Linked DNA regions of Mus musculus: regions 1, 2, 3, 5 and 6 are each linked to region 4. Evidence: chromatin loops called from intact Hi-C (ENCODE). Cell type or tissue: left cerebral cortex. All regions are shown on one strand. Region 1 overlaps Prr5l (proline rich 5 like). Region 2 has its middle 28 kb from the start of Traf6. Region 3 overlaps Prr5l (proline rich 5 like). Region 4 holds the start of Prr5l (proline rich 5 like). Region 5 overlaps Prr5l (proline rich 5 like). Region 6 has its middle 18 kb from the start of Commd9.

Region 1 (5,000 bases), 81 kb after region 4:
TGGTTTCTGGTTTGAGTTCCTTTGTTTTGTTTTTTAAGAAGGGTCCCTCACTAACCTGGAACTTACCAAGTAGGGTAGGCAGGCTGGCCAGCCAGAGCCAAGGTTCTGCCTGTTTCCCCCTCTCCAGCTCTAGATTTGTAAGCTCACACCACTGCAGCTGGCCTGAGCTTGCTTGTTCCTGGGATCAGACTTAGGTCCTGGGGCTTGCAATACAACCACTTTAGTGACTGAAGTACCCTCCCCAGCCCTCCTGAGTAGCTTTCTGAAGCCCTGGCTAATGTGTATGTCTTATGAGAAGATGGTGAATTAAAGGCCAATTCAGTGAAGCTCAGACCTCACCAAGAAATGGGGTGGGGGCATTGCACGCTCATTCCATCCAGGAAAGTTTTAGGTGAGCGTTTACTATAGGCTTCTGAACGACCTGGTTCGGGATCTGCTGTAAACAGGTAAAACTGCATGACATTTAGATAGCCCTGTTCTCCATTGCACTCAGTAGGGCTCCACTAAAGCTGTTCCCAGAAGTTACTCCCTCCCTCTTCCAGGGGAAGTTTCCGGTCACTGTTACCACCAGTCCGCCAGATCACAGCTTTTACTGCTTTTTCTTTTGCAGCCAGGAGGCATTCCAGGGTCCGGCCCAAGGTGACTGTCCTGAACTATGCCTCTCTGATGACCACGGTTGGCCGGCCACTGAACGAGATGGTCTTGACCCCTCTAACAGAACAGGAAGGGGAGGCATACCTGGAGAAGTGTGGCAGTGTCCGGCGGCACACAGTGGCCAACGCCCACTCAGACATCCAGCTGCTGGCGATGGCCACCATGATGCACTCAGGGTTGGGGGAGGAGGCTGGCGGCGAGGACAAACACCTGCTCTTGCCACCCAGCTTCCCCCCACCACACCGCCAGTGCTCCAGTGAACCCAGCATCCTCGACAGCCCCGATGAACTGGAACTAGAAGACGTGGCAAGTGGCAGCCAGGAGGACTCAGAGCTGAACTGTGCTTCCCTCAGCTGAGCCGCCACCTCCAGGAACCCGTTCCTACTTTAGAGCTAGGATGAGGGCACCTCTCCTCCTCCATGGATCACCAAGGGGGCTCTTGCATTGAGCAATATTGCCTTATTTACTTTAGGGCACAAGCCAAGTCTTCATGCCTTTGGGAAACATCTGTCGGCCTCCCCACTCTGGTGTCTATGACTGGCTCCTCATACCACTGTTTTCCTGACTTCCAGCCTTGCCTGACTCACCGGGATCCTTATGTTTGGGCCTTCCCCATCCTATTGGACTGGCTGATGCTCCTAGTTTATAATGTTCTGGCGTTGTAGCAGAAGGTTGGATGACACACAAGCATCTGAAACGTGCCAGCCTCTGCGGTTCCCGTTATCATCTTAGGGGGCAGAAGCCAATGGGTGGAAAGAACAGTAGAGGTTCTGTATAGCATGGAAGTCAACTGCAGCCCATATCACACCTGGTCCTGGGAATGTGTCCTCATCACTTTAATTGCAGAGTTACTGGGAAATCATTGTGCTACTCTGTGGATGAGGGTTCATTCTTATGTATGTTCAGATGTCATGTGCTGTCTACATCATGAGCTTTGGCTTAGGAGAACCTACAAAGCTGGCAGAGTTTTGTCTTGCATTGCGCCTCTCAGTGAACCTTCTCAGTAAATGGTGCCTTACCGTCACTCCAGTTTCAGGAACCAGCCACATTTCTGGTGTGTATATGAGAGGGTGGCTGATAGCAACTGACTTAGACCTGTACCTGGATTTCACTTGAATTTATAAAATGTGTATTGCTCAAAAAAAAAAAAAAGGTTTGCAAATATTTGCACATAAGATCTTGCACTGTTCATTTCCAGTGAGTGTGTTTGCAGACTAAACACAAGTGGACCCCTTCAAAAGGCTACCGCTTAGCTCCGAACAAAAGGATCAGTCGTGGGCAGGACTCACATACCTCAGCTCTGGAGGAGCTAGCACTGTCTGGAATGGCCTGTGTTGTAAGTGTCTTGGCCTCTAGGGAAGGTTTGTGCTGGCCTCAGGAGACTGTCTCATGAGCAGGGAAGTGTTGTGGCCGGCTGGACTGTGCCTGCTTTAGAGTAGACAGAGAGGGACGTGGGCATGTTTTATTTGGAGGGATGTTTATTCCCTGAGATTACAGAAGTACCCAGAAGTGTCTGGGATCCCTGTCACATCTGTGTCATGTTGTTATTTGAAGCATCAGACTTTATTACTATGCTAGGTCCTCACTACTGCCCCCTGCAGGCTGGGGAAAGGGAACTTTTTGTCTACGCTAAGTCCCTGGCTTCCTCTTAATCGGTTGGTCTTGCTAATTGAAGCTCAGAAAAATATAGATGGTCTCTCCCGACCCTGTTTGTGGTGTGTGCTGGCCTATCAGGATCTGGTTAGCCTTTGGAATTTTTGTTGATGAAATCTCAATACATAAGGCGTCAACAGGGGGCTGGAGAGATGGCTCAGGAGTTAAGAGCCCTGACTGCTCTTCCACAGGTCCTGAGTTCAATTCCCAGCAACCACATGGTGGTTCCCAACCATCTGTAATGGGATCTGATGCCCTCTTCTGGTGTGTCTGAAGACAACAGTAGTGTACTCACGTATATGAAATAAATAAATCTTAAAAAAAAAAATAAGGTGTTAACATGAGAAGAGGCGCTTCAAGCTCTTCTAAGCCTTGATGGTGTCTCCCTTTAGGCAAAGATCTGAAATATGACTACAGTTGTGCTGTTGATGGGTTCTGCTTTAGAAATTGTATTTTTTTTTAAAAAAATGTTTTAATTTTGTCCATCCTAGAGATAATAACGAAAGAGAAATGTCTGCATGTGTGCACACACACACATCTTAGATACACAAAAAGAAATGTTCAGATTCCTTTGAGAATTTCAAATGAAAAATAATCTTTCTGTATGTGGTGTCTAACATCTACAAGGTGGGGGCTGGAGAAGTGGCTTGGTGCTCAAAGGCACTTGCTGCTCTTGCAGAAGGCCAAAAGATGTGATTTAGTTCCTAGCCCATCAGGCAGCTCACAGCCACATGACTATAACTCTAGACCCAGAGAATCTGATGTTCTTCTCCTCTGAGGGCATCTGAATGCATATAGTGTGTGTGCATGAACACAGCACTGGACAGTACACTCTGGTGTACACACTTGCGCACACATATACACACACAATAATTTTTTAAACTCCATAAAGTTATTAACATGTCAGCAGGCAGAGCATTGCAGTTTATTTAACTGATGGCCAGGTTCTTGTTAGAACACCAAGCACACACTTGAGATTATTTATTGATCGAGGCAAAGTAATTAGTCATGTTTGGGTTTGCTTTTTTTGTTGATAAGATTAACAATGTGTGCTTTGTAAATGCCTTTTTCCTTATCTTCTATGTCTCTGTCAAGGACAGAAGTTGTCAGTTTAATACACGAGCTCTTGTGTTGAAAGTGTCCAGGCCGTAGAACTTCATTGCTACTGACTTTACACAGTTTACAAGTTTCTCTTTGGACATATCTGGTATTATTACAGAAATCTCCCAGATTATACACATAAACATTTTATGGACATTTTTTGGGCATTTAAGCCATCAGGCCTATTGCAAGAGTGCCTCCTGTAGCAGTTTTAACCAAATTTCATTCCCCTGGTACCGTGGAGCTTTATTTTGCTATTGAACGCCAAGCTGAATGTGAGTGACAGGGAACAATCCCAGCTCTGGGCTCTGCAGAAACTCACAAACTAAACTCCTTTCTGGTTGTCTGTTTTCAAAATAGATACAATAAACATTGTTTATGTCATGGGTGCTGCTGTACAGAATGCTTCAAGTGTGTTTTGGTTGAATTTGCAAGCACAGTAAAGCTGGCCACGGTGCCTTCTGCCCTCAAAACTCCTCACACTGTCTGTGTGCTACCTGTTCCTTTGTCCCATGGTCTCCTCTCCAGAGTCAGGCCCTTGGTTTCATTGGCCATCCTTGAACTGGTTAGGCCAGTTCTTTCTGTCATGGAAAAGCATCTGATCTGTGACTGAGATAAGAAAACACTAAAATAGCCCTTCAAGGCCTCTTTTAAAACACAATCTTAAAATACCCTAAGCTGGGTAGTGGTGGCACATACCTTTGGTCTAAGCACTTGGGAGGCAGAGGCAAGTAGATCTCTGTGAGTTGGAAGCCAGCGTAGTCTATACAGCAAGTTGCAGGACAGTCAATGTTACACAGAAACCCTGTCTCCAAACCCTAAAACCAAACAGAGAGCTTGAGAGAGAGAGAGAGAGAGAGAGAGAGAGAAGAGAGAGAGAGAGAGAGAGAGAGAGAGAGAGAGAGAGAGAAAGAAAGAAAGAAAGAAAGAAAGAAAGAAAGAAAGAAAGAAAAAACTGCCCAGTCTTTCCTCCTAGAGTGTTTGACCCAGAAGGGATGCTCACTGTATTGTATTTATCATGGGTTCCTCACATATTTCTTTCTGATTCTGCTTGACAGAAGACATTTATAATGTTTTACTCTTTGCATAAATACTTTTTAGCAGAGCGGTTAGTTTGAGGCCTTGAAAGGCTTAATCAACGTGTCTGAGAGGGGCTGTCTCCGCTGATTAATTACGCTGTAGTTTTGCTGGTACATGGCCATTGGGTATTCTACCTCAGTGGTGAGGTGAGATGGCCATAGGCAGAGGAAGGTGGACAGCCTGTGGAAGCTGCATAGCCAAGGAAACATTATCCGTGGGAGTTCCTAGACGGAAACACAGCCCTGACACCTTGGTTCTAGCCAGTGAGAACTGGTCAGACTTCTATCTTAGAGAACTACAGGATTAACCCAAGTACATTCGTTTTTACTCATTGGCTTACCATGGCTTGATGGTATACCACTGTACACATCCATTTGCCTGCTGAGTTACCCATCATACTTTGGGGGTGCTTTTACTGTAAAATGTTTTACTTGGTGCTAGGAATACAGTGATGGAAAAATAAACAAGGTACCTACTTCTTTGGAGACTGGAGTGGTTGGAACCCAAGCCTT
Region 2 (5,000 bases), 90 kb after region 4:
ACTACAAAGATGAATGAAGTACTGATGAATTTGTCCTGTGAAATGAGTTTATTAACTCACTTTACAGTTAGTCAGTGGGAGGGTACAAGCTTGGCATGCACAAGGCACAGAGTTTTATGTGACACCCAAATAAGACTTTTTAAGATAATTTAATGACAAGACAAAGACAAAGCCTTGTTATTAAAGAGAGGAAAACAGCCACAAAAGAAGAATCAAAGTGGGTATGGAGTTATGGGCCAGAGGTTAAGAGCACTGACTGTTCTTCCGAAGGTCCTGAGTTCAAATCCCAGCAACTACATGGTGGCTCACAACCATCTGTAATGTGATCTGATGACCTTTTCTGGGGGTGTCTGAAGACAGCTATATTATAGTGTGCTTACATATAATAAATAAATAAATCTTAAAGAAGAAGGAGGAGGAGGAGGGGAAGGAGGAGAAGGAAGAAGGAGGAGGAGGAGGGGAAGGAGGAGAAGGAAGAAGGAGGAGGAGGAGGAGGAGGAGGAGGAGTGGGGGAGAAATCAAAGGACATGCTGGAAATCCCACTCTATAAAAGGTATCACTACATGTTGATCTCATTTGAAATAAGAAGGAACTGAAATACAGAAGCTGCCAAATTCCAGCATTCATTCCAGGCAGGGATTTCATTTCTCATCTCCTCACTCCAGACTCAAAAGGTTACAAACCAGCATGAGGGACCGAGGTGCTTCGTCTGTAGGCTTGGGGGCATGCACTCGCAGGCTGAGCCCAGGCAAGCTGAATCAGGAGGATCCCTGGAGCTCCCTGGTCTGCCAGTCTAGTCCACTTGGTGAATTTCAGGCTGGTAAGAGACCCTGTCCCAAACCAAGGTGGATGGTGCCGGAAGAATGACCTTAGAGTGTGCTTCCTGGCTCCCTCACACATTCACCTGCACATACATGGCCCCCACCCCTGAAACACAGAGCAAGAGTATAGAGTTGGGACATCTAGCCTTTCTCGCTCATATTTCTTGATGGCCATAGTTTTTAACTCCCCAGGTGGATATTGTGTCACAGAAAGCAGGGGATCATTTTGATGTTTAAACAAAGTATTTGAATTTTTCAATTAAGAGCAAAGAATAGGATGTGAGAGCTTACTGAGCTTTTATGATAAACTTCTAAGAGATGCTGTTAAGAATGACTAGTTTTGAAGGAAAATATGAAAAGTCGCTTAGTTAAATACTAGGAAGAAGTGACTGTCGTGTTCCCACACATCCAAGGAGGTCAGACATAAACTGAATCTCCCTTAGTACCTCCTCTGCCTTAAGTCATTGGTTCTTGTTTTTGAATATAACTGCTCCAACCTGAATTCTCACCCAGAGGTGTGGAGGGTATTTCATAATTGGCTGTGTTTACACAACACACACACACACACACACACACACACACACACACACACACACACACACACAAAGGCTGGAGTGGCACATATCTTTAATCCCAGCACTAAGGAGGCAGAGGTAGGTGGGTCTCTGAGTTTGAGGCCAGTCTGATCAACATAGTGAATTCCAGAGCAATAAGGGCTACCCAGAGAAACCCTGTCTCCAACAATAAAACAAAAAAACACAACAAAACAAACAAACAAAACCACAAACAGAATAAGTAAAACTAAAAGAATTAGGCTAAATTCAAATAGCCTCTTCTTCCAATATTTAACAGATCTTTCCAAGAATGTTTGCATTTTCTAGGATTTCATGTGTTGGATTCTCTAGTTTCTGTTTTAGAGCCTGGACACTGTGAAGTTGTGTGTTAGTTAGTTTGGGTCAAATATACAGCTTCCAGGGACATTGCCATTTTCATCTGTAACCAGGTAATCTCACTTTGGAATTCTCAGTTGTTTTGAGCGTGCTTCTCCTGCCGAGTTCTATAAGCCTCTGTACCCAAGCACTCATTGAATCAGCTTTGCCTTATGGTTCATTCACAAATTAACGAACAGAGCACAGTCTTTGACACGCTCCAGTTTCTACACTGGTATGAGAGTCTTGCTTTTAACAATCCCATTTGATGCTGATGTGTTTGTACTCACCCCTCCTCCCGTTGCTAGTGACTACCTACTCCTGCTGCAGATGCCCGTGAGCGTCCTTAGAATGAAGATTTCTTTGCCCGCGCCCCTTGGAGTCTAATGCAGCACGTTTGCTACAGGTTTGGCCATAGGTGATCTCGGTAATGGAGACAGCTTCTTCTTCACACTCCTCTTTCTTCTCCTCTACCCTCTCACCTCCTCCATCCTCTTCTTCCTTCTCTTTTTATCTTAAGTGCTGGTGACAGAATCCAGAGCCCTGTACATGCTAGGCTAGCACTTAATCACTAAGCTACGCCCTATTGCTTAACAGGCATTTAAATGAACGAGCACCTTGGGGGAGGTCCTTTGCTCAAACACCTTGAGAAAGTCACAGTGAACTGGATGGGCAAGGATGCTACCGCCATATTGGTTCTCGCTCCGAGGGGACAGAGATAACTGCAGCTAAACACTGGGACCTCAGAATGGACTAAAGCCAGATAGTCCATTTTCCTAAACAACAACTTGTACAAAGCAGGTCTTAAGTGTGAACCCACCATCAGCTGCGATAAAACAGGGATTGGGGGTGACCATGAATCTGTATGTATAAGTTGAATTACATGGAACAGCTAAAATTTAACTCGTAATTGACTTTCAGAAATGTCAGTGTATGGTATGATCTAATAACTTCCCAAGTATTTCTAACTTGAAGCTATTTGGCAACCAATTGGTGGATATGATTGGAGAAGGCTCTCCAACGGTTGGAGAAAATACCTCATAGCTTTCACTGGGCTTAAAGCAAAAATTGAGGACTTCCCAGAGAAATGAGTCCAATACAACTTCTCAGGTACAACCTCAGGAAAATGTATGGAGCAATTAAAGATACAGGGCCCCCTGACTAATCCTATTTCACACTTTTTTTTTTTTTTTTTGGAAAGGCTTTATTCTTCAGGAGTAGAGTTCTGCTGCCACCTACTGCTGCATTGTTCTCGTTCTTTTTTTTTTAAAAGAGTAATACATTTTTATTTTATTTTTATGGGTATATTGCTTGCAACTATATCTGAACCACATGTGTGCTCATTGCCCAGGGAGACTGGAAGAGGGCATCATATTCCTTGGAACTGGAGTTACAGATGTTAGTTAGTGGTCACGTGGGTACTAGGACTTGAAGGTGGGTCCTCTGGAAGAGCAGCCGCCTCTCAGCACCTTCTACGTTGTTTGTACATTGGGTTTGCTCTGTCGTCTTGTCAGGTGATCTTCTAGTCTGGAATTTTGTAGATGCTAAGTGACAGAGGAGTATGATAACAGGCTGAAAGGGAACCTTAAACTATTCTTTTTTTTTTTTTTTTTCCCAGTTCTGGGAATTGAATCTCCAGCCTCAAGCCTGTAAGAAAAGTGCCATAGCCCTCATCTTAAAGTCTATCTTGAAATACACTTATTGTGTCTGGCTGCCTGCATGTGTGGAGGTCAGAGGACATCTTGCAGGAGTCAGTTCTCTCCTTCCACGATGTCTTGGGATGTCTGGTTTACCATCTCATTGGCAGGCTTTGAACCCGTATCTACACCCTGAGTAGCTGCAAGACCAGGCCCAGATTTATTTACTTACAGCACACATATTTCCTTAAGCTTTTAGCACAGGGTGTGGGGAGAACTGCCTCAGCGAACTCGGCATCGTTCAGTCGAGTACATCATAGCTTTGGGGTCCTGCAGTTCTGAGGAGACTTGCGGAACAAGACTGCCTGGTAGATAGCTGAATGCAAAGCAAAGCTCTGCTCATCTCTTACCCCCCGCAGAGGAACCCAGTCTTGCTCTGTTTACAGGTCTATCCTAGTACGTGGTGTGCCTGTCATTTGCCTTCTCCCTTGAACAAGTTGTAACATCCGTTGGTCCCCTCATTAAGGCTTCATAAAATGTTTTACTGCATGTGATCTTAGCTAAAAGGCAAGCAGCAGCCAGATTTTATAAGATTAATGGACACTCATCTGGTATTAATATGAGCATATCGTTATTATTTTTCAGGATTTGGAAATCTGCCTTTTAGTGTGGTTTTATTATTTAGCTTTGGTGGTATGAAATCTGTGATCAGACCTAGTTTTATATTACATGTAAAATTTTCTACCTTGACTGCTATAGTTTGGATCTGAAAATGTCCCCTAAAGGACATGTGCTTCAGCCTGAGCAAAATTTGGAGAGAATGGAATTTGTAAGAGGTGAGGACTTGCTGGGCAGTAAGGTGGCACATCTTTAACCCTAGCACACGGGAGGCAGAGAGAAGTCTGTGAGTTCGAGACCAGCCAGATGACAGAGCGAGTTCCAGAACAGTCAGGGCTGCACAGAGAAACCCTGTCCTTGAAAAAACCAGCAACAAAACAACAAACAAACGAAAGGTGGGGACTGTTGGAGGAAGGTGGCATTAGAGATATGTACATGGAGGGGACTCTGAGGCCCACCTTGCTCCTTTGCTCCTTTCTAGCATGTGTGCCGGTCCACCACAGACCCTTGTGCAACCAGAGGCCCAAAGCAACAAGGTTAGCCATGGACTGAATCGTCCCACACCATAAGATATAGTAAACCTTTCCCACTCTGGCTGCCTCAGGCACTGTGGAGAAAGCACACTCACTGACTACAGAATCTTCACAATCAAAACAGCAATGGCCCTGAAAGGAGTCTTTAATCTTCCCTCTGAAATTTCACAAGCCAGACCTCCATCTTCTGCACTGTTCTCAACATTATCTTCCAAGCTCCTACACAACATCCCACAGAGCTCTTAACAACGAATGGATCTTCAAGTCCGAAGTTCCAAAGTCCTTCCACAGTCCTCCCCAAAACATTGTCAGGTTGTCACAGGAATACCCCACTCTGCTGGTACCAATTTGTCTTAGTCAGGGTTTCTATTCCTGCACAAACATCATGACCAAGAAGCAAGTTGGGGAGGGAAGGGTTTATTCAGCTTACACTTCCATACTGTTGTTTATCATCAAGGAAGT
Region 3 (5,000 bases), 66 kb after region 4:
AGATAGGAGGATGGGCGTGGCAAAGCGCCCGCAGCTTACATCTGAAATGCTGAATTCAGGGCTTAGCTCCCAAATATGGAGCGTGGAAAAGGAGCCCCTGAGGATTCTAGGACTGAGGTTAGGAGGCTGGACTCCACTTTCTGTTTCTGTTTTGACTTATAACGCCATCCAGTATTACTTACTTCCCCTTCAGCTGTGTCAAAATACCTGACAAACACAACTTAGAAGGGGAACTGCTTACTTAAGCTTACAGTCATCGTTGCGGAGAAGGCACAGTAACGGGAAGGTGAGGCAGCTGGCCACGCTGTATCTTGTATCTGTATCAGCAAGTAGAGAGAGATGAATGCTGGTGTTCAGCTGGCTTCCTCTTTCTATGCAGCCTGAGACCACAGCCCAGGCAATGGCTCTGTGCGTGAGGTGGGTGGGTCTTCCCACCCCTATTAACCTAGATATGCTGCCCAAGGGGTGTTTCCATAGTGACAGTCAAGTTTAACTACCATACATCTCTTTCCATGTATGGTCATGGCTGCCTTTTGAGGACCCTCCCCATCTGAAAGTGGAGCATGCAGACCTGTTTCTGTAACAAAAGCCTTTTGAGGTTCTGGGGTTTGTGTGGAACAACCCAACAATACATGACATCACCCCCCTTAAAGTCTCTGAAGGTGTACCAGAATGTCTATCTACTCTGGCCTGTCCCCTTTCCCCACCACGGTGTGTATATGCAGTTCTTTGCAGCTGATCTTAGGGAATCTGCTCAAGTGTGTCCCTGGGCCTAAAGCCCCTTCATCCCTCCATCAGACATTAGAACCTGACTCTCTAATGCTGACCTGTGCTGTGGCCTTCCTGGTCCCTGCAGGGCTAGGGTCTTGGTGCTCATTTTTTTCTCTGCTCTAAACACTGTTGTCCAGAGCAACTCTTAAACTTCTTCCCTATGCTGTGCCCTCAGCACCCTTGGTCATAAAAGTAGGTGCTCATTGAGCATGGCTCAGAAAGTGATGGAACCAGTTAGGAAGAACCCAAGATCCCTGGCCTGAGTCCCATGATGGCTTCTTCCTTTAGAAGTGAGGAATATAGCCTGAGAAGTTCCATGGCTGTGTTGAGGTTCTGGAAAACTGGGCCATGAAACAGTCCCCACTGTGGATCTTCCTGTTCTTCCCACGTCAGGGTACTGGAAGGTCAGAGAGTTAGTTGGCTAACTAACTCAGGAGTATAAACTGAACTGTGTGAGCTGGGTCAGTCAACCAGTCCTAGTCTTTTTTACTCTCTCCACCTCTCAGCCTTCCTTCCTGTCCCACCCCCTCCCCCCCTCCTTTCCAACACTAAACATTCTGCTACCTGAGCTCAGGGAGGGTGGAGCTGGGACAGAGGGGGTAGAGAATCGCCAAGCCTGTTTCTAGCACCACAGTCAAGCTCATCCCAATATAGTCACTCTCTCCACATCTGTCTCTTCCCTTCCCTTTTTAGTCTCAGACTGCAAACCCTGCTTATATTTTGTCAAATTTGCATATAATCTGTAGCCTCTTTTCAGGTTTCTTGTTTCCTTAAACCATCCAACACCCAGGCATCTGTGCCTCATTTGGTGTAGCAGAAAAGGGCCAAGGAAAAGCCCATTTACTTGGGAACCACATCTCAACCATGGATCCCTAATCTGCAGGAGCTGGCCCCACTTGCTTCACTCCACAGACAACTTGCAGGGCTGTGGTGAGCTTTAGCTTTTTACGGGGAAACCATTCAGGATCTCTTCTGTGAATTTGAGGAGATACTCTTTCTGGGTAAGCACAGAGTCCTCTGAAGTCTCTTTTCCCTCTCAGGCCCTTATTCCTTTCTGGTCTCTGGGTCTTTGCTACCCCTCAACAGGAGGGCATACTTTCAAGCCCCCTGCAGTGAGAAACAGTTCACAAGGAGCCTGCTGGTTTTCTAGAAAGCAGATGTATTACAACTCCCCTCCAGTTTTGGCTGTCATGTCTCCTTTTTTTCCCTGCCTAGGCCTTTGTCCTTTCTGGTCTCTGGGTCTTTGCCACTTGGCTTTTACCCAGGGCTTTTACCTCACATGCAAGTTTGAAGACTCCTACTGTGCTTACTGCAGAGACACACCTAGAACCACTTTCTAGGCCTTCTTTCTCCTGCCCTGGACTTTTCTGTGCATTTTCTCTGTTTCCTAACCTGGCAACAAGTAGTGGTCACATGGGCTCATAGCCAGCCAGCTTGGGTTCCAGTCCAGTGGAGGATTTGTTTGTTTGTTTCTGTCATCTATTGGCTGTGCTATACTAAGCAACTTTCTTAAGTCTCCTGGGTTTTATTGGATCCACTGGAAGAGAGACCTGTCCCTGGTTGTCGGGAGGCCTGTGTGTTTGTTCATACGCAGTGCTTTTGTGAAATGCTTGCATGCTGTAGGTGAGCTCTTCTGGGGGTGGGATAATCATTGGGCTTCACCACCCCTCACCTTTAGAGTGAGAATTGGGACTATGCCACTTACACTGTCCTGGGTGAACCTAGACTTCATTTTTTTGTTTTGTTTTGTTTTTGTTTTTGTTTTGTTTTTTTGTTTTTCAAGACAGGGTTTCTCTGTGTAGCCCTGGCTGTCCTGGAACTCACTCTGTAGACCAGGCTGGCCTCAAACTCAGAGATCCACCTGCCTCTGCCTCTGCCTCTCTGCCTCTCTGCCTCTCTGCCTCTCTGCCTCTCTGCCTCTCTGCCTCTCTGCCTCTCTGCCTCTCTGCCTCTCTGCCTCTCTGCCTCTCTGCCTCTCTGCCTCTCTGCCTCTGCCTCTCTGCCTCTCTGTCTCTCTGCCTCTCTGCCTCTGCCTCTCTGCCTCTGCCTCTCTGCCTCTCTGCCTCTGCCTCTCTGCCTCTCTGCCTCTGCCTCTCTGCCTCTGCCTCTCTGCCTCTCTGCCTCTCTCTCTCTGCCTCTCTGCCTCTCTGCCTCTCTGCCTCTCTGCCTCTGCCTCCCAAGTGCTGAGATTAAAGACATGCACCACCACTGCCCGGCCAGATTTTGTTCTTAAAAGGCCCAGTTTCTGGATTTGCTTCTTAAACATCATATGTATGTATGTATGTATGTATGTATGTATGTATGTATGTACGTATGTATATATGTATGTATGTATGTATTGTTTTTCAAGACAGGGTTCTTTATGTAGCCCTGGCTGTCCTGGAACTTGATCTGTAGACCAAGCTGGCCTTGAACTCAGATATACATTTGTCTCTCAGTGTCTGTTTTAATAGACGCTCATCTCCCCTTCAATATTCTTACTAATTTTCAGTTCAAGGCCCTGCATCTTCATTTTGTACAGGGCCAGGAAAACCTGTCATTTGTGTTTTGCTAGGCAACCTGGCAGAGGGTCTGAGGAATGAGGGCTGCTCCCTCTGAAAGGCTCAGTGTAAACCATGTCCCCATGTCCCATGTCCCTGGGAGAGTCACACAGCTCCAAATCTTGCATTTATCCTTTCTCTCATCTCCTGCCTCCTCTCCATTTCCTGTTCTCTCTCATTTTCATCTATTGACTTGGGACAAGTGCCCAGTGCTTCTGGCCTGTATCCTTCATTCTAACCACAGGGAGGCTGACTGTGGCCACACTGCCCTCTGCACAGAGGAGGGTCATTGGCAGGTGTTGACAAATGTCCACTGCTTTGACATTACACTGACCTTTATCTGTCTTGGGTGTTCATTTGTAGAGTGTTCACGAGCCCACAGGCCCAAGTGAGGGCTACTTGCAGCTGGAGGAGCTGGTGAAGCAAGTGGTGTCTCCCTTTCTCAGCATCAGCGGGGACCGCAGCTGCTCAGGCCCCACGTACTCACTGGGTAAGAAGCACTTAGCTCTGAAGTCTAGAGGCTTGTGGATAATGATGCTTATAATGAGGTTCCAAGCGCCAGTTGTCTGCCCAGAGCTTTGTTCTAGTGAAGGCCAGTGTAAATCTTGGTTTGTTAGTTACAGATGTTCTGAGACCATGTGGCAGCAACCCTGCCCTTCTACCAATCTTCCTTAGAGACTGGTTCCAATCTCTGTAGTAATGCCTGTCTCATCCACTCCTTTGACCAATGGCTTTGATCTTTCTCATTAGTTTTTCTGTATCTAATACCAGAAACTGTATTTTCGTATAATACCTGCTTTAGTTGGGCTTACTGTTACTATAATGAAACACCATGACCAAAAGCAACTTAGGAAGGAAATGGTTTATGTCACTCAAAGTTCTATATAATAGTCCAATATCAAAAGCAATGAGGGCAGGAACTCAAACAGGACAGGAACCTGGAGACAGGAGCTGAGTAGAGACCGTAGAGAGGTACTGTTTACTGACTTGTTCCCCATAGCTTGCTCAATCTGCTTTCATGTAGAATCCAGGACTACCAATGCAGGGATGAAACCACACACAATGATCTGAGCCCTCCCCCCATCAATCACTAATTAAGAAAACACCATATAGTCTTTCCTACTGCTAGATCTTATGGAAGCATTTTTTTCAATTGAAGTTCCCTCCTCTCAGATGACTTGTGTCAAGTTGACATAAAACTAGCCAATCCAACATCTGTTACTCATTTGAGTGGAAACCCACCCATGATATTTCTTCCCTTGACAGTAGCCACCATGTCACTTTTATAGTCAGATCTTTCATCTACTGTCCCCACTCTACTTCTGTAAGTACTATAAGATCTTTCACTGCAAGGGACAGCAGGGCTTTTGGATTAGGGAATAGATTCTGCCTGGGTCTCCTGATTTGGTGGCTGTATGGTACTACAGAACCAGGCAGTGCCTTAGTCTCTGTATAGAATCTAGAGGTGAATCAGATCTTCTCCTAGTGAGAGCACAGTCTAGACAGTCTCAGTAGAAACATCTGATGTCATAGTACAATATACTATAGAATAGTTCCCAACAAAAACATGGCCTTGGTAGAAACAGCCTCATGAAAGACTTTTGATAAAGATTCTCCAGTTACTGCCTAAGATGTAAGACCATACAAGGCAGACACTTGCTTGTTTCTGTCTTCAGCATTTGCACTGGG
Region 4 (5,000 bases):
AAAATTAGGCAGGGAGTCCTACAACAGTTGCATTAAAAAAAAAAAAAAAAGAAAAAGTGGGCTGGAGAGATGGGAGATGGCTCAGCGGTTAAGAGCACTGACTGCTGCTCCAGAGGCCCTAAGTTCAATTCCCAGCAACCACATGGTGGCTCATAACCATCTGTAATGGGATCTGATGCCTTCTGGTGTCTGAGGACAGCTACAGTGTATTCACATATATAAAATAAATAAATCTTGAAAGAAAGAAAGAAAGAAAGAAAGAAAGGGAGAGAGAGAGAGACAGAGAGAGAGAGAGAGAAATGTTAAAGAAAAGGGTTTTTGTTTTGTTTTGTTTTGTTTGTTTTTTGAGATGGGTTCATATAACCTAGGATGAAAAATTGAACTCATTGTGTAGAGCACGATGACCTAAACTCTTGGTCTTCTTTCCTCTACCTCCAAAGTGCTACAGGGATTCTAAGCATTCCAAAGGCCGTGACTCTTTAATACAGATCCTCATGTTGTGGTGACCCCCCCCTGCCCCCAACCATAAAATTATTTTGTTGCTACCACTTAACTGTAATTCTGTTATGCATTGTGTGTATATCTGATATACAAGATATCTAATATGTGACACATACACACACACACCCCACACAAAGGGGTCTCGACCAACAGGTTAAACACCATCGTGCTAGGATCCTGATTACTCCACCACCAGCTCAAATTCTTAGCACCTACCGAGCAACAACAAGGAATTTCCAAAGTTATTTTACATTTTTAAAATGTTCGAACTGGTTGGTTTTCTGTGGTTTCAATTCTGATATGTCGTGTTCGTGAAACCTTCGCCTAAAAATTGAACCCCAGATCCTTAAATTCGTTTTACAACGCTAAGGAAGAGACGCAAACAAGTGTGGAATCGGTTTGAAAAATCTTTCCTTAAAACGCATTCGCGCGTGCGCGCTCCAAAGCAGCAACAAAACCTCTCTCAGCCTCAGAAATGTTCCGCAGAACTCCAGTCCTTTTGTATCTGGTCGCACGAACACCTCTGGACTCCTGGAGACGTTTCTCATCCCGGGTTTAACAGTGGGAGACCAAACTCTTCTTGGCTTTTCGAAAGGTAGTGCAGAGTTCCCCTGATTTGCAGCATCCTCCCCTGCTTTTTAGGACCACGACCTTGGATTTCCTGAAATTGTTGAAATGAATTTAAGCGCAGGGTCTTCCGCCTACTCTTGTTGTTGGAGAGGAGGCGTGGGATGGGGGTGAAGCGAGGCGGGGGCATTGGAGAGAAACCACAGCGATGTGCACCGGACAGGAAAAGTGGGAGGAGGAGAGGGAGGAGGAGAGGAGGCGGCCGTAAGTTGAGAGAGGAGGGAAACAGTCACCAGCCTGACTCTGAGAGCTACGGCGGAGAGAAACCTGGGCAGGACGCGACCCGGCGTAGGGCAGAGCTGGGAGAGGACCTGGGGAGGGCGAGCGAGCGAGCGAGGCGAGAACCAGCCGAATCGCTAGTTTCTCTCCAGCAAGAAAACTTTCCCTGGAACACCGGAAACTTTTTCCTGAGCGCTCAGAGTCCGAGACGGAGGCGAGCGGTGGGTGTGCGCGGCTCGGCTCGGGTGACTCACGCCGGGGACCCCAAGGGGGTGAGTGGGGAAGTCCCTGGAGGGCCTGAAGTCATCATTCTGCAACTTCGCAGGCTCGGAAAATAACTCGCCTGGCGTGATCTGGGGGTGGGAGTGGGGGCACGGGGACAGCGAGACTGAGGGGAGACTCCGCGTGGTTAAGGAACCTCCGCATCGGATGCTGTAGGCGGGGAGGTAGACTACCAAGAGGTGGGTAAGGGAAGGGGCAGGCCGCCCTGAGTGTAGTGGGTCACGGTGGGAGAGGAAGCGCTGTGAACCCTTTTTGGGGGAATCCTGCCAAGCGTGGGACCCTAGTAAGCTAGAAGGCAGAAAAAGAATGTATCTGCACCATCCTCCCAAGGCCAGAGGGGCAGATCTACAGTCATGAGTGCTCAGGAGGCTACTCGCCTGAAAAACCCATCCTCTCAGCCGTCCCCTTCTTTCTTGAAGGGAGGCGTGAGAGTCGAGGTAGTAGATGGAGACCAGTTGGCCCGGAGCGCTGGGCAGGCTACTGTAGCCAGGGGACAGCCCGAGGGAGACCTAGCCTGTGGTGGTGAGAAGCTCGGGACAGTTCACTGCGACTCTGCGCCAGGCGCCCACGGTGTCCCCTTTCCGCTTCGACTTTCGCGCCCGCCGGGCGTTGGGCCGGGATTTCCTCTGCGCGCCTCGTGTGCGCACTGCGCGTTTTTACGCACAGGGGGCGCTGTGGGACCCGCACCTCTAGACCAGACTACGGTTCCCAGAGTTCGTGCCTGGACAGCGACAAGGACTAGGTGTGCTTACAAAGGATCCTTCAGGAATAGATTTTGGGGTGCTGCCCTTGTTGGCAGTAGGGGTTTCCCCGATTCCTACCCGCGCCCTGCCGGGGATCACATGCCACCGCCGCCTCTTCCTCCGCGGTGCCAGAAGCCCGCGTTTTGCTTGTCAGCAGTAAAGTGGAGAGTATTTATAGACGCCACTGCAATCCTGCGGTGTGCAAGGTTTCAATTACTGCGCTGCGTCGCGCCCCACAAGACGAGATGCTTACGCGCGGCGGCTCAGCTACATGTCTGCTGCGGAGACCCACTTGGAAAAACGTCTCCAGGCATCCCTTACTTGGGTGGAGTTTTGGAATTCTTGCCCATGCAAATTCAGATAAGGACTACAGTGGTCCTGGACAATCGCCTTCCATCCCATCAGCTTCCCCCAACCCCAAGCCTCTGCCAGCTTCCAGCATGGCATCCATCAGCCTTCAAGACTGCTCTTTTGACCATTCATTAGAACTGATACTTTCCCCACGTACTTCCAAATGTCATTGCTAATTCTGCTAAGACGCTTTGGTGGTAGAAAGTGCTGTTACTGCTAACACGAAGCTGCCACTGAGTTAGGAGGGAAATGATTTTAGCTTCATTTTAAAATTAGTCCCCAATGAGATTCCTTATGCAGCTAAGGAGGGTAAGTTGGTCTGTCAGGTGGAACTGGAGCAGAAGAGGCCTCATTCTAGTACTGAGCTCTAGTACTGAGCTCCCGAAACGGCCTTGGTACTGTGGAGAGTGTAGTTCCTCCACCACTTTTTCTAGTGTTTTAACCACACTTCTAACAGCTGGACCTATAAATGTGTACAAGAAAGCTGGAAGTAGAAATGAGCCTGCTTACAGTAGGTCTAACCTGAGTCTAGCTGGTTTCTAAAGCCTTGAAGCTCCTTTCTTCCGGATCTGGAGGGGCACGGGTATGTATTTATTCCAGTGGGTGTGCTTTTATAGCAGTCTCTTCAAAGCAGAAAAACCTGCTTCGGAAAACAGGGGAAATTGTAAACATCTCTTCTCACTTTATGATGACATTTTGCACCGAGACTGGTGATATTTCCTGACCAGAACGTTGGTGGAGCACTACTGTGTGCCAACTGAATAAGTGAGCACACTGAAGCTCAAACAATGTAAGTAGTCCGTTTTAGGTTACATGCACAGGGGATAGAGGTCAGACTAGGTCGCAATAGATTGCCACTCTAAGTATGGAGGTTGGAGATATCCTCCCTTTCTGCTGGATTTCTCAGATGTTCACTAGATAATCATATAGTTGGTTACATGTGTGTGTGTCTCTGTGTGTGTTGAGTCCAGAGGTCAATGTCATTGCCTTCCTCAGCAGATTTGTAGTTTTGGAGTCAGGGCCACTCACTGATTCTGCTAATTGGCTGGCCAGCAAGTCCCTGGGCGCTCCTGGGCATACCTGCACCATTGCTGGGATTCCAGCAAGTTTTCGAGTCTGGCTTTTTACAGGAGACCTGGGATCCGAACTCAGGTCCTTAAGCTTGTGCGGCAAACACTTTACCAATGGAGCCATCTCCATGGTCCACATGTTGCGTCTTCGTCATCGTCGTCATCATCATCATCATCATCGTCTTTGTAGTCGTTTTTTTCCAAACGTCATAGAGCAGCACAATTACTAAAAAAGCTCTTTATCTTGTTGACGAATACCATTGCAATGACTACCTGAGAACCTCACACTGATGGGCCTTACCTGAGTGTTCCAACTTCAGCTTACTCATTAACTTAGTGTATGTTCAACGCTTAATCCACTCATCTAGAGAAGGGGCAACTCAGCACAAGCGTTGTGATCCTTCCACCCTGGACACATTTCTCTGTCCTAGTAATGATATGAATGTGTGCCCCTGTGGCCTTGCTTTGATACAGTCCTTTACCAGGTAAAACAAATGCACAGCCTTTTCTCAAATGCAGATGTTCTCTCTTTAGCCCTTTTATTTTTTTTTTGCAGAACCAAACCAGCATAGGATTGAACTAGCATGTGAGTCTCTGTAATTGCATACTTACAATGCCTGTCATGAAGGGCTTGGTCTGGAGAGATACCTGCCTCTGGGCAGACTGTAAACAAGTTAGAGGCAATGCTTTTAGATGATGCTCACTTACTAACACCGAAGAGTAAATCAATACCCCTGTGGCTGAAATTTGAAGGCAAGATATTTTGTGTATCTTATCTAGGATGTGGGGTGCAGAATCTGGAAACAGTGGTTACCTAGTAAGCAGAGGGCATGACTTTTATAAGGGAAGATTCCACATTGGAGTCAAGAGGGGACCCGGGACATAAATGACTCAAGACAAAGACAAACCATCAGAGATCAACTTGAGATAATTCACATTTTGGCAGACTCCCAAGTTTCTCAAGATGGTTCTGGTGGTTTCCATGGATGCTCCCGAGTCAGGAGTCAGTGTTCCAGCAGCATGGGGGCCCCTACACAGGGGGAAAGGAAGGCCACAGGACAGTTCCATGGAATGAAAGGGATGTAGAGTGGATATAGAGAATGACTATATTGGGAAGGCGTGGCCCTCAGTCACACAGCCAAATAAGACTTGGCGAATGTGATGGCTAGTCCTGGCTGTCAATTTGACTACATCTGGAACGAACTAC
Region 5 (5,000 bases), 75 kb after region 4:
CTAGAACCCAATCCAAGTCCCTGTAACTTTAACTCCAGGGAGATTACAATACCTCTAACCCTGCATGTGAATAGGTGCACATGTGTGCTCATACCTGCACATAGACACACATAGATACACATAACTTTTAAAGAATGGACAATGAAAAAAATTTTAAGAGTTGCAGTGGACTCATGAGAGATGCTTTAGCTGAGGCAGGGCTGTGCTGTGTCTCCCCTGAGACCAACACGAGATTGCCAAGGCAGCCGGACCATCATCTGAAAGGCTACTCAGCCAACAGCCATGCTGCACACTCCTGTCCAGGCTTTGGCAGATGTACATGGCCCAAGGAGGGTGGTGCCACCCTCACTCTTGGGGTGCCTGAGAAGTGCCCCAGTTTTGCAGGCAAGAAAGGTAGAGACTTGCTGTTATGAAATATAAATTGTGAGATAATGCAGCAGGAGTGAGGGAGTACCAGGCAGGCCCCTGCCAAAGTGTCACCCTGGGAAATCACACATGTGACAGATCTAGGATAAAGAAAGCTTATGGGGGGGGGGGAGAGCAGGGGCGATAGAGAAGAACAGAAAGAGAGAAAGAGAGGCTACCTGGAAACACGGGGGAGCAGTGTGGGGGGGTGGGCCGGGGGAGAAAAAGAAGATGTGAGGGAGGAAGAGGAAGGCGTCTGGGGTATCGAGCATTTCTCGTATGCTGCCATAGGAGGCTTGCCCCTGGCTGAGGCACAGGTAGTAATGGCTTCGGTTGATGATGAAAGCTATTGCTAGGCAGTTGCTGGGCGGAACCTAGCAGAATTGTCCGTAAGCCAATACTTGCCCTATATCCCTGCTGTGTGCCCTGCATCCTGGACTCCAGAGATACCGAGGCAGTGTCTTGCCTGACCTGGATTTGCTTTAGAACAATAGATAAGTGATTCTATCCAAGGGTCCAAATGGAGTGTGTGTTTGTGTGTGTGCACACGTGTGTGTTCATACATGCGTGCAAGCCCTCCCCTCCAAAGCCCCACTTTTTCTTTTCAGATTACAAGAGGAAAATGGAAGTATCAAGTAAGGAGGGTAGCAGTGAATCTAAAAGAAAAGCAGCAACAACAACAACACCACACACACACACACACACACACACACACACACACACACACACACACACACACACACAGTGCAGGAGGCCAGGCCCAAGTGCTACCTTTCAAGTTACCCAAATTCCTGAGCTACTTGGGATTTTTCTGGGGCTCTCAGGGCCTCTTCCCTGCAGCAAACATTCCCAGGCTGGATTCCTCCCCTAAAAAAGCCCTCCCAGTCCTCCACAGCCTCATTCCGTTATATCCCTGGGGCCCTCTGCCTATCCCTGGGGGCCTCTGCCTATCCAGCTGGACACTACCTTCTCTGCATGACAAAGGCCCTGTGGGCCTTTGCTGCTTCTGGACTGGAGCAGGAGCCCGCAATGGCAGGGGCATTCTGGGAGCCTAGGAGATCAAAGGCTTACTGGGGAGCCAGTCCCCAAACAAAGGACTGCTCCACCCTAGCTTTGCCTCTCTAGGAGTCTAAAAGAAACTGCCATTGCTGGCTTCCACAGAAATTAATGCCTGACATGGTTAGGGACCTGTGAGGAAAAGGCTTTCAAAAGAAAGTTAAGGATGGTAAGGTAGCAGACAAGCCTCTCTCTGCAAAAAGTGCCGCTTTACAAGGAAAGCCCAGACTTTAGGTGTCTCAGGAGTTCCTAGGACGACAATCTCAGTGGGTGCCTCTGTGGGAGACCCCATTTCCCCTGAGCCCATGGTCCTCAGGTCTCAGCCTTTGGCTTGCAGGCTTCCCAAGGAGCCTATTGGGGTTGACTGAGGGAGTCACCCTTCAGCTGACTTCTCTGAGGATTAACTCTAGTGACTGGCAGCTCATCAAGGAAGCACTGTCTGCCAGCAGACTTGGCAAACCACGGGGTCCGTGTGATCTGGGCTTTGCCAGCATCAAGTTTAGGACCAAAACATTCTTCCTGAGAGTTGAAAGGCAGTGCTAACTGTAGGCCTCGCTTGCAAGTCCCTTCAGGGTGAGAGAGGAGGCTGTGTGGAAAGTGTGGGGCCTCAGTGACTACAAGGATCAGGGCTCAACTGTGTAGTCTGGCGTTAGCTACCTACCTTCTTGGAGCAGCCTGAGGCTTGAACACCAGCTCTGGCCTTCTTCTGGGAGCAATGAAGAAGAAAGAGCATTGATGGTGGGGCCAAACAGGCAGTGCCACATATCATGGGCCCCTTGGGAGTAGCTTGTCCCCCTCTTCCTCCAGGTGTGAGGATTACCTACTCATCTTTCCCTGGACTCGAACCCTTGTCAAGCTGTGGGATTTGATTGCCCTCCTCCCTGAGCTGTGCAAGCCAGGGAAGACATGCTTCTTTGTAACCAGACCCTAGAGAGGTCTGTGTGACTTGAGTCTATAAACCAGTCCCTAGTAGTACGGCCATCTGAAGTGCTCTTTCTTCAAGACCTCTCTCTAGGAGCTACGAAGATACTTCAGTGAGTAAAGTGCTTGCCAAGGGTAAGGACTGAAACCTAACCCCAGAATCCATGCTGGGCATGGTGGTATAACTTCAACCCCACGAATGAGATCCCTGGAGCTTGCTGAATTGGTGGGGGCCCAGGTTCAGGGTGAGAGCCAGTCTCAAAAATCTAAGGTGGAGAAGTGGTTGAGAGAGCCTCCATAAGCATGTCCACACACATGTATGTGTACATGTGAGATATATGTCTCTTACACACACACACACACACACACACACACACACGGTTCTCTGGATTTCCAGGATACTCTTGGTACCTCTACTCTGACATTTTTCACATTGATATCAGGGAAACCAAGGTTGCATCTTAGGGTTCTTAGTCTCATTAATACAATAATTTTAAGAGGAAGTTGAAGGACAATTTTATTGGAGTTGAAATGAAAAACTTCTATTAGGGGGAATGTCCTTTGATTTAGCAGCACTGGTGTGGTCCACGCCTTTAATCTCAGCATTCTGGAGGCAACATAAATGGAGCTCTGAGTTCAAGGCTAGCCCAGTCTACAGAGTGAGTTCCAGGACAGCCAGGGCTACACAGAGAAACCCTGTCCTGGGGGGATGGAGTGGGGAGGGGCCCACTAAAACAAAAGATTGAAAGCCGTATCAGTGGGGTTGTAGGAGGGCGAGGGATGGGTCTGGCATGAATTAGGGGAAGGGGCTGGAGGTGAATATGATCAAAATAAAATACGGTGTATGGAATTTCAAAGAAGATAAAAATACTAAAAACAAAAGAAATTACACCAGGACAGGCAAGGTATAAATTTCAGCAGCTGCCCGGAGGAGAAAGTCTGAGGGATTGGGCATACGGTTTGACTTACTGGAACGGGGCACATCATGTGGTAACAAGTGGCCATGTGGCAAGGACGAGAGCGGCAGAGAAAGAGTAAGGAAGCCTGCGGTGTCAGGAAAAGCATCCGTGTGTTTTAAGTCAGCATCGAAAAGAAAAGTGAATAAAAGATCAAAAACCAAACCAAACAAACAAACCAGGAAAATTACAGCTTTCTCAGAACTGTAGGCAGACCAGGCTGAACTTCAGGCATTGTGTCAGGGGAATTCTAGATAGGAAAATATAGTAGCTCACTAAAGGAATAATAGTTCTGCCTATCTCTTTAGCATGGCTTAAAGGTGACCCTGCTTTCCCGGCCATAGTTCCGTGGTCAAGGCATAGATCCTGCCCCACTGAAACATTGGGTCTCCCAGCAGGTCAGAGATGTTCTCCTCTTGACCAGAAGTTTCTCTTGAATGTGCCTTTCCTGCTACTCTAAAAGCGGGGAGGTCTGCTGTGGGTCCCAGATGTGAGCCTTGGCTTTGTAAGTAATTGTGACTGTAGACTTCATGTTCATTGTCTGCAGAACAGCAAGAGAGACTGGGTTGGTGAAGCATCTCCTTTGGGGTACAGTACCCAGCTGGGCACCTAGCACAGAGCTTCAGCCTGGCTCTACCCTCCATTCTCTGCACAGGCCTAAGTGTGTAGACCCAGACTTCTCCCCACCCCCATCAAGTCCATGCTTCTCTTCTTTAATAGTCAAGTGCATTTTACATAGTGTAGCTCTAGAATTGTTTGCTGAAGGCTAAGGCAGGTATAGTTCCGAGCATGCATGTATGTATGTATGTACGTACTTAATCATGAGCACACATACAGTGCTGGTCCAGTCTGACCCTGGCTTCAATTCTCAGCTCTTTTCAGCCACAGTCCAAGTGGCCTTTTGTTAATTGACTGCCTGTAGAGCCCTTCATGCAGTTGACCTCAGTGAATGATGGATGGAGCCCAGGAAACCCTCAGAGACACCTCTCCTGGGCTCCTTCCAGCAAGATGAGGCCCATGAAAATCTCTCAGCCAGAGGTACAGTGTGTCTCAGCTACACAAATTGAGTCTGCATTCCCTCAACTTTTCCTGTGTCCTCCCCAGGCCCAGCTCCTGTTCCAACTCTGTTTTCTTCCCGGACTGCCCACCCTGGCTAATCTGTCTGCCCCGGTTTTAGTCATGTATAAATTCTCAGTCTCTTACCAGTGATGGTGCATTCTGTAGACCTCTTCCCCAAGTAGAGGATATTCCTAACTCCTGGGAGTGAATGTTCACACTGAAATGGGAAAGCTCCTCCCTTCTCTCCAGCTCTGTCTCTGCACAGACTCTACCCTGCAGATGGCTGCTTTCCCTCAGGTACAGAGACTGGTTTCTAATATGTGTCCTCTCAATGTGATGGGCTCAGCTTCTGCTAGGCTGATTGAAGTTTCCCTATAGCTGATCCATGGTGCTTGGTTGTAAAAGTAGTATGAGAAATAAGTTGTTCCTAGGGGCATTGTTTGGAGGATGGTCCCTTAGCTAGGTCCTTGCTGCTGTGAGGTCTTCCAGTACTTCCGTTTTAGAAGTATCCATTTTTATGATGTGAGAACATGATAGAAATGTGTGTCTCTGAGGGTACAAGTATTGTGCATAAATTCCTTCTTATTGTCCGTTGCCATTCCG
Region 6 (5,000 bases), 72 kb before region 4:
GAATCTTTATAAAGCAGGGTGTTGAAGACTTGGTTTGGGTAAAGCATAGGAGCAAAGTGCTTTTTAAGTATCCCTATATCATAATGTTGTTCCACCTATAGGGTTGCAGATCCCTTTAGCTCCTTGGGTACTTTCTCTAGCTCCTCCATTGGGGGCCCTGTGATCCATCCAATAGTTGACTGTGAGCATCCACTTCTGTGTTTGCTAGGCCCCGGCATAGTCTCACAAGAGACAGCTATATCTGGGTCCTTTCGATAAAATCTTGCTAAAAAAAAATGGGAGTGGGTGGGTAGGGAAGTGGGTGGGAGGGTATGGGGGACTTTCGGGATAGCATTGGAAATGTAATTGAGGAAAATATGTAATAGAAAAAAGTATCCCTATATCAGCTGAATAATTCCTTCTTGGGGACCTCTAGGCTGGGATGCAGTGACTTCATGCTCTCAAGTCTCTCAGGAGAAGTCCCATAGGGGTGATAGGTGTGTGGTAGCTTGCAGGCTTCACTGGGAGAATTAATTGGGGATTAGGGCTGAAGGACTCTGGAAAGGCACACCTCTCTCAGGGAAGCACATACTTAACCCGGAGTGAGAGACAGGGGTGTCAGCCAGAAAATCTTCATTCACTTTCGGCACCATGGGACAATCTGAGGCTTGGACTCAACCTTAGACTGACTTTGCTGGTGGAAGTGATAGCATATAACAAGGTATTGCTTCTACTGTGTGCTTGGCTGTGTATACCTGCAGAGGGAAGACTATGCTGCCAGTGGCTACAGCCCTTTCTCCCTCAACCTCAGAATCAGTTAGAGGAGGCAGAACCGAGCTCCATGTGTAGGAGGGTTGTCCTAGCTCACCTACAGACCTTCAGGCAAGGCACAGTACCTCTCTTTGTTTTGTGTGTGTGTGTGTGTGTGTGTGTGTGTGTGTGTGTGTGTGTGTGTGTGTGTGTGATTTGGGGTAAGGATACCATGCCATAGTTGTGGAAGTCAGAGGACAACTTTTGATGTTAATCTCCACCTTCCACCCTGTTTGAGGCAGGTACTTGGTGTGCCACACTCTCTGGGAGGTCCTAAGGCTTCTCCGGTCTCACTGTCAATCTTGCCACAGAGAAACTGGGATGACGGATTCACGCTGTCCTTTTTACATGGGTCCTGGGGATCCAGACTCTGGGCGTCATGCTTGTGCAGAGCAAAAGTTTAATCCGTTAAGCCACCTCTCCAGCCCAGTGCTTGTTTTCTTATCTTTCCTTTCCTTTCCTTTCCTTTCCTTTCCTTTCCTTTCCTTTCCTTTCCTTTCCTTTCCTTTCCTTTCCTTTCCTTTCCTTTCCTTTCCTTTTCTCCTCCTCCTCTTCTTCCTCTCCCTCCTCCTCCTCCTTCTTTCTCTCTCTCTCCCTTTCTTTCTTATTTTTTCTTTCTTTCTTCATAACATCATTGGAACAATAGGAGATGGATGTTTGGGAGCATTGCTCAAATGTGAGGACATGGAGAGCAAGCTATGAGGATATGTCCCATTAAAGCAACTCTTAGGGCAGCTGCCTTGACTAGAGCTCATCATGGGAATGGACTTGGTGAGTTTCCTGAAAGAACCCAAACCCTACACTTGTTATAAACTGTTCTGTGACCCCTTGTGACCCAAACAAACTTCATGGCCAAGACATTGCTAAACCATGCATTTCATCATCACCTCTTACACTCAGGCGAATGTAGAGGAAAGGGTGACGGGTGTGGCATGCGGCTGGACCACAGTTGCACACAGTAATCTGGCTTGTATCTTGTCTGTGTCTTTGAACCTCACTGTCCTTATCTGCAAGTTGGAGGTTGATGTAAGAATAAGATGATCATGTCTATCCCTAGTTTACTAACTGTGCTTTCTTTTCAAACGTTAACATGGAAAACTGATTATTGACTACAATACAAACAATGACCATTTAGAACCAAGTCTTTCACTATTGGCTAAACCTGCCAAGTTCCTACTCGGCACCCTTAGGGTTCTCTTCAACCTGCTTTGGGAAAAAAAACAAAACAAAAACAAAACAAAACAAAACAAAAACAAACAACAACAACAACAAAAAAAACCTGATAGAATGAAGATGTAGGAGGTGGCAGTGGTGAAGAAAAGGTTCCACCTTCTCTGCCCCTTAGGTCTTTGTTACTTATTGTAATTGGAAAGCCATAGTTACAGACTCATGTGTGTGGATGTGTGCATGTGCCACGCGCACACACACACATGCGCACACACACGCACGCGCACACACATGCACACACGTGTATACCATTAGGCTCAATATAAGGATGAGAAGATTCAACTACACCCAACAACTCAGCTATCCTTATATTGTTATTTCTACAGTCTTTTTGTTTTGTTTTTGTTTTTGTTTTTTTGAGACAGGGTTTCTCTGTATAGCCCTGGCTGTCCTAGAACTCATTCTGTAGACCAGGCTGGCCTCGAACTTAGAAATCTGCCTGCCTCTGCCTCCTAAGTGCTGGGATTAAAGGCGTGCGCCACCATGCCTGGCTTATTTCTACAGTCTCGTAAGCATCAGTGTTCAGCCATCCAGTTATCCTTGAGTTGTGTGGTGGCTCTTTGCCTCCGTGTCAGTATTTGAGCCGAGCTAGATATTTGCACCCAGATCTGAAAGTAATCTCAGAAGAATGTCTTTGTATGGTTTGATGCGGGCTGTGCACTGGACCAAACTACTCTTCATCTGAGGCTTGGTCAGTACACAAGTCTTCGACAGCATACAATAAGGGCAACCACTTGCTAATACTTTGTCCTTTGATCATAACTTGGAGGCACATCTTTACGCAGCTCCCATGTGTCTAGTCCACACAGGGCACCAGGAATAGAAGTTCTATTACTAAACCAGGAAACTGAGAAAGCAAGGAAAACTGGCCCATAAAAGTGGTGCTATCTGGAAAATTATCCCTGTAATGGTGATTGTAGTTTAACTTCTAAAACCCCGAGAGCCACTGGGGAGTGCGCGTTTCAGAGTTTTCCAACTCAAGAAGAAGTCAAACGTGATTGTTTCTACTCTAGCTTCTTCAGTTGATGGTTGAAAATACTTCTGTGGACATTAATTTTTATGGAAGTATAGTCCACCAGCCTGAGTATAGTGACCTTGGTGAATGGAGATTGCTCTTTAGAGGCAGATCTAACTATATGACCTACAAACTTACATCTGTATACCATCTATAACATCATCTCCTCTTCTATACTACTATTCTTTACCATAGTCAGAAGTTGTCATTGGCTTTTTTAATTAGTGAGATATCACAGGCTGACATCTCAAAGGGATTTGACTTTCTAGCTACTGTGACTTGGCCAAGATATAAGTGTATGACAGTTACCCACACACAGTTATTACTGGGCTCAGATACATTAGAATGTGCTCAAGTACTTCTCTGTCTTCAGGACATATGCATAAAATAACCCATTCATTCTAGCCTACCTTCTGCCACATGGCTGGTTACCTATGCTCTAGGACTCTATATCCATTTTATCACATCTTCCCTGCGAGTCTCCCCTTCCTGGCTCTATCCAGAACCCTTTCTGCCTCCCAGATGTCCTACCTTTATTTCTTGCCTACGATAGGCTTTTTAATTGTCAGATGATGCATCATATAATACATAAGTTATTCTCTCTACAAGCACCAACGTCCGGAGAAGCCAGGGATTGCTACACTATGCAAGTGCATTACCAGAATACGCATGGTCCTACTGGAGAACTTTGGAAAACAGTCGAAAATGTGTTTCTTAGGTTATCTCAACCAAGTGAGGTGGAAGCTGGCTTACTTATTTAAGCCATCTTTGTTCAGTCATTGGCTGAGATGATGCAAATGGTGGTATTACTTACTGAACATGCAGAGGAAAGAGTTGAGAACAGTAACTAAATTTGGACAAGGCAAAGATGTCAGAAGTCAGGGGTCTTTCCTATTTCATTGCTTGGTGTTAGTTTCATGTAAAGTAGTGGCTGGTTAGCATAGCTCTCTAGTAAGAACCCTAAAGAAGTTACAGAAAAGAAATACACAAATCTAGCACTGGTGTGAGGAATGCCTCTGTTGGCCTGGAGCAGGGGTTGGGACACAAATATCTTAGCAGAGAGCTTGTTGTTTGGCTCTTTACAGCCCCAGCCTAGGAAGAGAAGCCCCCTGCTTGCCCTTGGGTTGCTAAGCTGTGCAAGGTTAACTTTTGATTTACCTTAATGAATCCGCTACAAGTACAATGAAAAGTCGAAGAGGTCTGTTACTTTTAAAATGGTTCTAAGATATAACACAGCCAGAGACGACTTAGCTTAGCCTGTTTTTATTTTCTGGTCTGAGGAGAAAAGGGTTCTCAGGTACGGTGGGTGGACATAGCAGTAAGATTATATTAGTAAGATTAATCTTACTTAGTAAGATTTACTAAGTCAGTAAAACTTACATTATTATTGCAGTGAGACGTTTGAGTGAGTTTTATTTATTTTCCCCCTTTTTAGATAGTATTTAGTGGAAGGTCGTGTTGGAATTCTGGGATGGTATCTCCTTTCTTCTCTCTGCACTAAAGCCAATTAAGGCACAGACATAAAATTAAAATATCAGCTTAAGTGTAGCAAGAGATTAGAAATAATCTGTGTTCATTGATAAGGGGCCGATTAAATATAGTACAGCCACAAAACGGGATGCTATCAGGTATAGAAGGAGAAAGGATACGTTCTCCCAGATGATTCCTCTTGAAAAGATGCCATGAGACTGGGCAGGAGGGAGGGAGGGAGGGAGGGAGGGAGGGAGAACTGCATGCTTCCCCAGGTTACACAGACAATGAAATCTAAAAGGAAATACAGGACTGTTGTGGTTTGAGTAAAAACAGCCCACATATATTTGGATGCATAATCACTAGGGAGTGGGACTCTTTGAAAGGATTAGAAGAAACAGGAGGTGTGGCATTGTTGGAGAAGTGAGTCGCTGGGAGTGGGCTTTCACTTAAGGGATAAGGGATGGGAGGGTTCTCTCTCCAGATTCCCCCTTCCCCC

Evidence for each region. A loop is a pair of places that touch in the nucleus more often than their neighbours do. Peaks named below come from ENCODE experiments on the same cell type or tissue, not always from the same donor. Only the 100,000 strongest peaks of a DNase experiment are listed, where the experiment ranks them.
Region 1: a loop joins it to region 4, with 4 times the contacts of the local background. A loop is called at or near these places in 17 of 42 quality-filtered maps.
Region 2: it touches region 4 in a loop (2.4-fold over the local background); 16 of 42 quality-filtered maps call a loop at or near these places.
Region 3: a loop joins it to region 4, with 2.2 times the contacts of the local background. A loop is called at or near these places in 2 of 42 quality-filtered maps.
Region 5: a loop joins it to region 4, with 2.3 times the contacts of the local background. A loop is called at or near these places in 17 of 42 quality-filtered maps.
Region 6: it touches region 4 in a loop (2.4-fold over the local background); 6 of 42 quality-filtered maps call a loop at or near these places.

The regions. Positions count from the first base shown.
Region 1 is chr2:101,713,077-101,718,076 of GRCm38, reverse strand. It overlaps Prr5l (proline rich 5 like), which reads left to right. Exons shown (of 9, transcript NM_175181.5): 9 at 611-3,792. The coding sequence ends at 1,011. Among named protein-coding and RNA genes, the nearest start is that of Traf6, 37 kb to the right of the region's middle. In left cerebral cortex, a CTCF peak has its summit at 2,250 (motif pointing left); a DNase peak (open chromatin) is centred at 2,244.
Region 2 is chr2:101,704,284-101,709,283 of GRCm38, reverse strand. No RefSeq gene overlaps it. Among named protein-coding and RNA genes, the nearest start is that of Traf6, 28 kb to the right of the region's middle. In left cerebral cortex, a CTCF peak has its summit at 2,982 (motif pointing left); a DNase peak (open chromatin) is centred at 3,016.
Region 3 is chr2:101,728,225-101,733,224 of GRCm38, reverse strand. Prr5l (proline rich 5 like) reads left to right here. Exons shown (of 9, transcript NM_175181.5): 8 at 3,675-3,801. Among named protein-coding and RNA genes, the nearest start is that of Traf6, 52 kb to the right of the region's middle. In left cerebral cortex, no CTCF peak of the experiment used is centred here; DNase peaks (open chromatin) are centred at 1,565 and 2,007; H3K27ac peaks cover 259 bases.
Region 4 is chr2:101,794,040-101,799,039 of GRCm38, reverse strand. It overlaps Prr5l (proline rich 5 like), which reads left to right and starts at 1,333. Exons shown (of 9, transcript NM_175181.5): 1 at 1,333-1,568. In left cerebral cortex, a CTCF peak has its summit at 2,284; DNase peaks (open chromatin) are centred at 990, 1,519 and 2,391; H3K4me3 peaks cover 2,214 bases; H3K27ac peaks cover 2,293 bases.
Region 5 is chr2:101,719,480-101,724,479 of GRCm38, reverse strand. All of the region lies in intron 8 of Prr5l (proline rich 5 like), which reads left to right. Among named protein-coding and RNA genes, the nearest start is that of Traf6, 44 kb to the right of the region's middle. In left cerebral cortex, no CTCF peak of the experiment used is centred here; a DNase peak (open chromatin) is centred at 1,927.
Region 6 is chr2:101,865,560-101,870,559 of GRCm38, reverse strand. It overlaps a transcript of Prr5l not described here. Among named protein-coding and RNA genes, the nearest start is that of Commd9, 18 kb to the left of the region's middle. In left cerebral cortex, no CTCF peak of the experiment used is centred here; no DNase peak of the experiment used is centred here.